Linked DNA regions of Homo sapiens: region 2 is linked to region 1. A link is a contact called in ENCODE Hi-C or POLR2A ChIA-PET data. All regions are on one chromosome and are shown on one strand. Each heading gives the region's core, a stretch centred on a gene start or an enhancer-like site at or near the end of the contact. The rest is flanking DNA. Distances are from core to core; before and after follow the strand shown. Region 1 overlaps ZNF496-DT (ZNF496 divergent transcript). Region 2 holds the start of NLRP3 (NLR family pyrin domain containing 3).

Region 1 (3,585 bases), core at 393-2,892:
ATCTCCACTCACTGCAACCTCCGACTCCCTGGTTCAAGTGATTCTCCTGCCTCAGCCTTCTGAGTAGCTGGGACTGCAGGCATGCGCCATTACGCCCAGCTAATTTTTGTATTTTTAGTAGAGACGGGGTTTCACCATGTTGGCCAGGATGGTCTCCATCTCCTGATCTCGTGATCCTTCTGCCTGGACCTCCCAAAGTGCTGGGATTACAGGTGTGAGCCACCGTACCTGGCCCAGTATCTCTTTTGTTACTTGGTTATTTCACTTGGCATAGTGTCCTCAAGATTTATCCCTATTGTCCATATAACAAAATTTTGAATTTTTTTTTTTTGAGACAGAGTCTGGCTCTGTCGCCCAGGCTGGAGTGCAGTGGTGCGATCTCGGCTCACTGCAAGCTCCGCCTCCCGGGTTCACGACATTCTCCTGCCTCAACCTCTGAGTACCTGGGACTACAGGCGCCCGCCACCACGCCCGGCTAATTTTTTGTATTTTTAGTAGAGACGGGGTTTCACCGTGTTAGCCAGGATGGTCTCGATCTCCTGACCTTGTGATCCACCCGCCTTGGGCTCCCAAAGTGCTGGGATTATAGGTGTGAGCCACCGCGCCTGGCCAATTTCGTCTTTTAAAAGCTGAATGAGTATTCAGTTATTTGTGTTTTTCAAATTGTCCTTATCCGTTTTTTCATCGAGGGAGTTTGGTTGCCCCCACTGTATTTTAATGCAAAACAAAAGGAAAATTTCCCAGGTTGAGAGGAGCAGTAAAGCCTGAAGTATCACTCTCTGCCCAGACCTCAGTGGTGGGCTTGCTTTGAGCATTCTTAGGCAGCCCCACTTCCCTTAGGCACTTCCCTTCCCTTTGTTGATTAAAGAAGAAACTGAGGCAAAATTAATATAAGTGGAGTTTATTTGGGCCAAGTTTGAGGACTGTAAGCCGGGAGAGATAGATTCAAGTTGCTCTGAATATATCCTCCAATTAGCAGCAGTTGCAAGTGAGTTTTTAAAGGATGAAAGAGGCAGTTCCTCAGCTGTTTATAAAAAATTTACATTAAAATAACATAAGCTATTGGTTAGCTATACATTTTTCTTTGTATCACAAACGCTAGCAACATGGAGATAATAGGTGATGCAGCTAGTCAGGAACAAAATGCCTTTAAACAACTGCCCCCGCCTTGCCCCCGCCCCCCCATACTGCTGTCTCTCTGAGCCTGATAAATTTTGTATGCCTCCCGGGGAATTGTTTGAACCCGGGAGGCAGGGGCTGCAGAGAGCCTCGATTACATCACTGCGCTCCAGCCTAGGTCACAGAGCAAGACTCTGTCTCAAAATAAATAAATAAATAAATGTTGTATGCCTTACATAACTCAGAATGTTCTCAGCTACTCTCTCTTCTCACCTCCAGGAATGGGAAAGTGAAGATGCACTCCCAGTGGAGGAGGGTTTATTATGGCTCCAAGCACAGTGTCTGCTCTTACTACTCATTAGCAGTCGTGTAGCCTATTCTAAAATTAAAGTGTCTCGAGTGGGACAAATCCTGAAAAGAATGTTTTTTACAAGTAATGTGCTGCTACTGGGGATTCTGGGGTGATCCATCCTGGGACAGTCATCCTCTGCACCCTGTCTGGCCTGGGGCCAAGGAGTGATCTTGAGCAGTCACTGCAGTGGCTAACCCTGGAATCTAAGGCCTGCCCAGAATGCACATCCAGAAGCCCTAGAATGCGGGGGAAAAAGCCGTATTTGCACATCCAGAAGCCCTAGAATGCGGGGGGAAAAGCCGTATTTGCACATCCAGAAGCCCTAGAATGTGGGCGACAAAACCGTATTTGTGCTTCTGTTACTGGAAAGGGGTCCCAATCCAGACCCTAAGAGAGGGTTTTTGGATCTCGCACAAGAAAGAATTAGGGTGACTCTGTAAAGTGAAAGCAAGTTTATCAAGAAAGTAAAGGAATAAAGATTGGCTTCTCCACAGACAGAGCAGCCCCAAGGGCTGCTGCCTGCCCATTTTGATGATTATTTCTTGATGATATGCTAAACGAGGGGTGGATTATTCATGTCTCCCCTTTTTGGACCATACCGGGTGACTTCCTGAGGTTGCCATGGCGTTTGTAAACTGTCATGGCGCTGGCGGGAGTGTAGCAAGGAGGACAACCAGAGGTCACTCTCGTGGCCATCTTGGTTTTGGTAGGATTTGTCCGGCTTTTTTACTGCAACCTGTTTTATTAGCAAGGTCTTTATGACCTGTATCGTGTGCCTACCCCCTATCTCATCCTGTGACTTAGAAAGCCTTAACTGTCTGGGAGTGCAGCCTTCCAGGTCTCAGCCTCAATTTACCCAGCCCATGTTCAAGATGGAATTGCTCTGGTTCCAATGCCTGTCACAATTCTGCGGTATTCCAGCCGTGCAGGTGCTGCGGAGACGTGGCGTCCATTCCCGGGACTAGTGGGAACACGCACATGCACATTTAGTAAAGGGTGACCGTGGAGAGGCACAGGCCCTGTTTTTTTTTTGTTTGTTTTTTGAGACACGGTCTCGCTTAGTTGCCCAGGCTGGGGTGCAGTGGCGCGATCTTGGCTCACTGTAACCCCCACCTCCTGGGTTCAAGCGATTCGCATGTTCCTGGCCTCGTGTGATCCACCCGCCTTGGCCTCCCAAAGTACTGAGATCGCAGGCCTGAGCCTGTGATCCGGTCGCTCCTGTCGTTTTGTTTGTTTGTTTGTTGTTGTTTGTTCGTTTTTGTCGCCCAGAGCTGGAGTACAATGGCACAATCTCAGCTGACTGCAACCTCCGCCTCCCGGCTTCAAGCAGTGCTCCTGCCTCAGCCTCCCGAGTAGCTGGGATTACAGGCGCGCGCCACCACACCCGGCTAATTTTTGTATTTTTAGTAGAGACGGGGTTTTACCATGTTGGCCAGGCTGGTCTCAAACTCCTAACCTCGTGATCCGCCCGCCTCGGCCTCCCAAAGTGCTGGGATTACAGGCGTGAGCCGCTGCGCTCAGCCCACTATGGTCGTTCTTAAAACAAATTGCAAGGTCATGCGTTTTCCTCCCAGAAGAGTGATAGACCCATCCCTGGCACTGCCAAATTTAGCTGGAGCTGAATTGTTCCGCAAGTTGTACTTGGCTGTGACCACCAGAGGGCGCCGAGGACAGTACGGACGCCGTCAGCGTCTCGGTCACATCCTTCCGTGTCCAGCTAGAAAATGAATGGGAAACCCGGGCACTGAGGCTCACGCCTGTAATCCAGCACTGCAGGGGGCGAGGCGGGCGGGTCACTCGAATTTAGGAGTTTGAGACCAGCCTGGGCAACATGGTGAAGCCCCATCTCTACTGACAGTACAAAAAAAATATGCCGGGCGCGGTGGCTCACGCCTGTAATCCCAGCCTAGGCGGGCGAATCACCTGAGGTCAGGAGTTCGAGACCAGCCTGGCCAAAATGGTGAAACCCTGTCTCTACTAAAAATACAAAAATTAGGCCGGGCGTGGTGGCTCACGCCTATAATCCCAGTACTTTGGGAGGCCGAGGTGGGCGGATCACGAGGTCAGGAGTTCAAGACCAGCCTGACCCACATGGTGAAACCCCATCTCTACTA
Region 2 (3,585 bases), core at 798-3,297, 45 kb after region 1:
AATCCATTTTGAGTTGGTTTTTGTGTGTGCCAAGTTTTATTCTTTTGCGTGTGGAAATCCAGTTTCACCAAAAGCTTAATTTTTCAAAATCTTATATTTTTCTTGATTTTTTTTTCACACTTCTATAGCCAACATCTTTATTGAAGAGATTGTCCTTTCTCCATTGTGTCTTCTTGGTGACCTTGTCAAAGAATTAGTTGACTGCATATACTTGAGTTTATTTCTGTTCCACTGGTCTATGGGTCTGTTTTTATAAAGGCATGGATTTTTACTGCATATGAATTATACCTAAATTTGTCTTTTTTTTTTCCTTTTTCTGGAGAATGGGGTCTCACTATATTGCCCAGGCAGGTCTCGAACTCCTGGGCTCAAGCTATCCTCCCGCCTCTTGCCTCCCTGAGAGCTGGGATTACAGGCGTGAGCCACTGCGCCCGGCTGAATTATACCTAAATTAACTTGACTAAACAAACAAAAACAAAAAGATCCCAGGTTCAGCCAATGAGCTCCTTTTTTTTTTTTTGAAATGGAGTCTTGCTCTTGTCACCCAGGCTGGAGTGCAGTGGCACAATCTCAGCTCACTGCAGCCTCCACCTCCCAGGTTCAAGTGATTCTCTTGCCTCAGCTTCCTGAGTAGCTGGGATTACAGGTGCCCGCCACCACACCCAGCTATTTTTTTTTATATTTTTAGTAGAGATGGGGTTTCGTCATGTTGGCCAGGCTGGTCTCAAACTCCTGACCTTGTGATCTGCCTGCCTTGGCCTCTCAAAGTGCTGGGATTACAGGCATGAGCCACTGCACCCAGGCTGAGCTCCTTTCTTTTGGAGCATATTTGGTCTGCTTTCTCTCTAGCTTCAGCACCTGAAGTTTTTGCTGCTCCTGCCTCAGCTCCAGCCCCGAATGACACCTTTCACCTGGTTCATGGAGACTCAGGTCTGCTGTCATGCCCCTAAGCAGGACTAGATGCCTCTCTCATGTTGTAGAGCATTCTCTCTGCAGTTCTGTAGAAAGGTGGTAGTCATCGGAACCAACTGCTTATTCTAGCTTCTCTGTGCCAGGCTCTGTTTTAAAGGCCTCACGTTTAGCCATTCACTCAGTGTTTTCTGACAGCCTTCTAGGATAGGTACCGTTATTTGGGTTGATGTAGTGCTTGGTCAAATGCAGTATAATGAAGGGATCAAGGAGGGGGCAATTCCAAGCAAAACCACTTGTTCATCCATCCTGAGTCTAGGAGATTTGGAAGATCTAAAGAAGTAGCAGGCAATTATTGTCACCCTTTTACAGGTATGAGGCACAGACAGACCCAGTCATTTGCTGACATCCCTCCACTGAACTGGGTGCTCGTCCTTTTCACTCACCCAGAGGCTGAGCGAGTGCCTCTCACCCACCAAGCTCTGTTGAACTTGTGCCTTTGCCGGTCTGTGGTCCTGCGGCCGTCTCATGAGCTGCAGAGTAGGTCTGTGTGTGTCTCTCCTCAAGCTACTCAAGCTGAGGCTTTGTGTGCATGCCTGCCACATACCAGCCATTCCGTGAGTGTTAGTGGAACAGGTGAGTCAATGAGTCAGGGAGTAAAATTTGTGCTTTAAAAGTAGAACATGTCGGAGAGAACCTGTACTGCCTTCCAGCCATCTTGCTGTGAGAGGACAGGGCATGGACTCTGGAGTTTGAAGGCTGGGTCAGGTCATGCTCTGGATTCTTTACTCACTCGCATGGCATGTCCTTAGTTTCACTTCCCTCACTCTCAGTGGAGCCGTTGCAGCGGGCAGTGTCAGAGGCAACATCCATTTAGCACTGCCGATTTGACCCCCAGCCCCATCTCATACTGGCCTCCCACCCTGCTTCTGTGGGGTGCCTCAGAGGAGAGCAAGGTGAACCCCAGTATGGAACCGAGACACGGTTTTGACAACACTGTTGATCCCATTTGGAAAATCCAGCTATGTGATTAACCATTAGTCTCTCTGCCTCTGCTCTGATGTAAGTGGAGACCACATCCTTCCTGCCCCTTCTGGGGCTGCGACTGCTATAAATTCATTGCATTTCCTCTCTAGCTGTTCCTGAGGCTGGCATCTGGGTAAGTCCAGCTCCGCGGGGCAGTGTGGGCGACAGGACCGGGAGAGCAGTGGGGGAGATTGTGTTCAGAGGGCAGAACTTGTCCTGGTTAATGCACTAGGAATTTCTTCTGGCGTCTCCAAGGTTGTGCTTCAACAACATTTCTGGAATGTTCTTTTATCATTATTTGGGCTCTACGTGTGCAAGTTCGTGTGTGTGTATGTGGCGGGGGGAAGCGGGGAGGACAGCGGCAGCAACCATAGTTTACACCCACGACTTCAGCAGATTTGCCCAGTATCCCTCCCAGGGGAGAAGATGGATGGGATATACAGAAGGAAACAAACCTCCTTAAAGACCAAAGGGCAGCAGATTTTTGTGCTGGTGTTAGGGTGGAAGGAGCACAGAAGAAAGGCAGAATCCTGATGCAGATGGAAGGACTGATGGGGCAGGAGCTGGGAGGGTATGCGGAGCTAATAGGGCTGTCTGGAGAGCAGTCACCTCAGGATGGGCAGGAGCTGGGAGGGTATGCGGAGCTAATAGGGCTGTCTGGAGAGCAGTCACCTCAGGATGCACAGGGCTGGGTTTGCAGGGCTCAGGAGGCGAGGAGTAGATAGGCAGGAATGGAGATGGGACGGGAGAGATGAGTGAGTCTGAGGCATCTTGACATTGAACTGCAGTCACAGAAATTCCAATTTGGAGAGCTCCACCGTTTTCCAGGCTCTCTGCCTCCCTTGAGTGTTATTTATGGCTTTAGGTTGAGGTGCTTTGCCAAATAGAGTATAATCAAGGGATCAAGGAGGGAACAATTCCAAACAAAGCCAACTTGTTCATCCATCCGGACTCTAGGAGATATGGAAGATCTAAAGATACAGCAGGTGATTGCTAGTTTTTGTGGAACTCACAGTCTAGTTGGGAAGACTATGTTGGTGAATGCTGCAGTGATACACCTGTGATAAATGCTGGGGAAGTGTGTCTTTTAGTCATCTATTTTGTTGTCTTTGTCTTTGTCTGACTGAAACAAGTGATGGAAGACATGGTCTCATATCTCTGGTCAAAATCCTGGCTCTGTTCCTTCCTGGTTCTAAACCCCTCGGCAGGCTTCCTAGTCCCCCTAAGACTCAGTTTATGCATCTATAAAATGGGGCTAGGAATAGGTGCACCTCATAGAGCTCTGTGCAGGTTAGATGGGGAAAAACATCAGTGAGTGCCTAGCCTGTGGAAAGCTCTAAATTAATGTGAATTATAATGATAACAATTGCGAATTTTGCAAGGAGACATTAAAGGATGTATGTTTTTATTTATTTTATTTTATTCTATTTTATTTTTTGAGATGGAGTTTTGCTCTTATTGCCCAGGCTGGAGTGCAGTGGTGTGATCTTGGCTCATCGCAACCTCCGCCTCCTGGGTTCAAGCGATTCTCCTGCCTCAGCCTCCCGAGTAGCTGGGATTACAGGTGCCTGGTACCATGCCCGGTTAATTTTTGTATTTTTAGTAGAGACGGGATTTCTCCCTGTTGTTTGGTGAGCCTGGTCTCCAACT

The links. A loop is a pair of places that touch in the nucleus more often than their neighbours do. ChIA-PET counts read pairs that join two places held with the same protein, here RNA polymerase II (POLR2A). Pooled maps may share reads with other maps.
Region 2: a loop to region 1 is called in a map of CD14-positive monocyte, with 4 times the contacts of the local background. The contact joins the promoter of NLRP3 here to the enhancer-like site in region 1. A Hi-C loop is called at or near these places in 2 of 168 maps with a recorded cell type or tissue (both CD14-positive monocyte), 1 of 37 single-sample maps with no recorded cell type and 9 of 50 pooled maps. POLR2A ChIA-PET finds 5 or more read pairs at or near these places in 5 of 52 experiments (AG04450, CD4-positive, alpha-beta memory T cell, T-cell and 2 more).

The regions. Positions count from the first base shown.
Region 1 is chr1:247,369,774-247,373,358 of GRCh38, forward strand. All of the region lies in intron 1 of ZNF496-DT (ZNF496 divergent transcript), which reads left to right. Among named protein-coding and RNA genes, the nearest start is that of ZNF496-DT, 40 kb to the left of the region's middle. Within about 2 kb of position 1,643, at least 2 of the 41 ENCODE cell types and tissues checked have a DNase peak (open chromatin) inside an H3K27ac peak, as active enhancers do.
Region 2 is chr1:247,414,126-247,417,710 of GRCh38, forward strand. It overlaps NLRP3 (NLR family pyrin domain containing 3), which reads left to right and starts at 2,048. Exons shown (of 10, transcript NM_001243133.2): 1 at 2,048-2,068.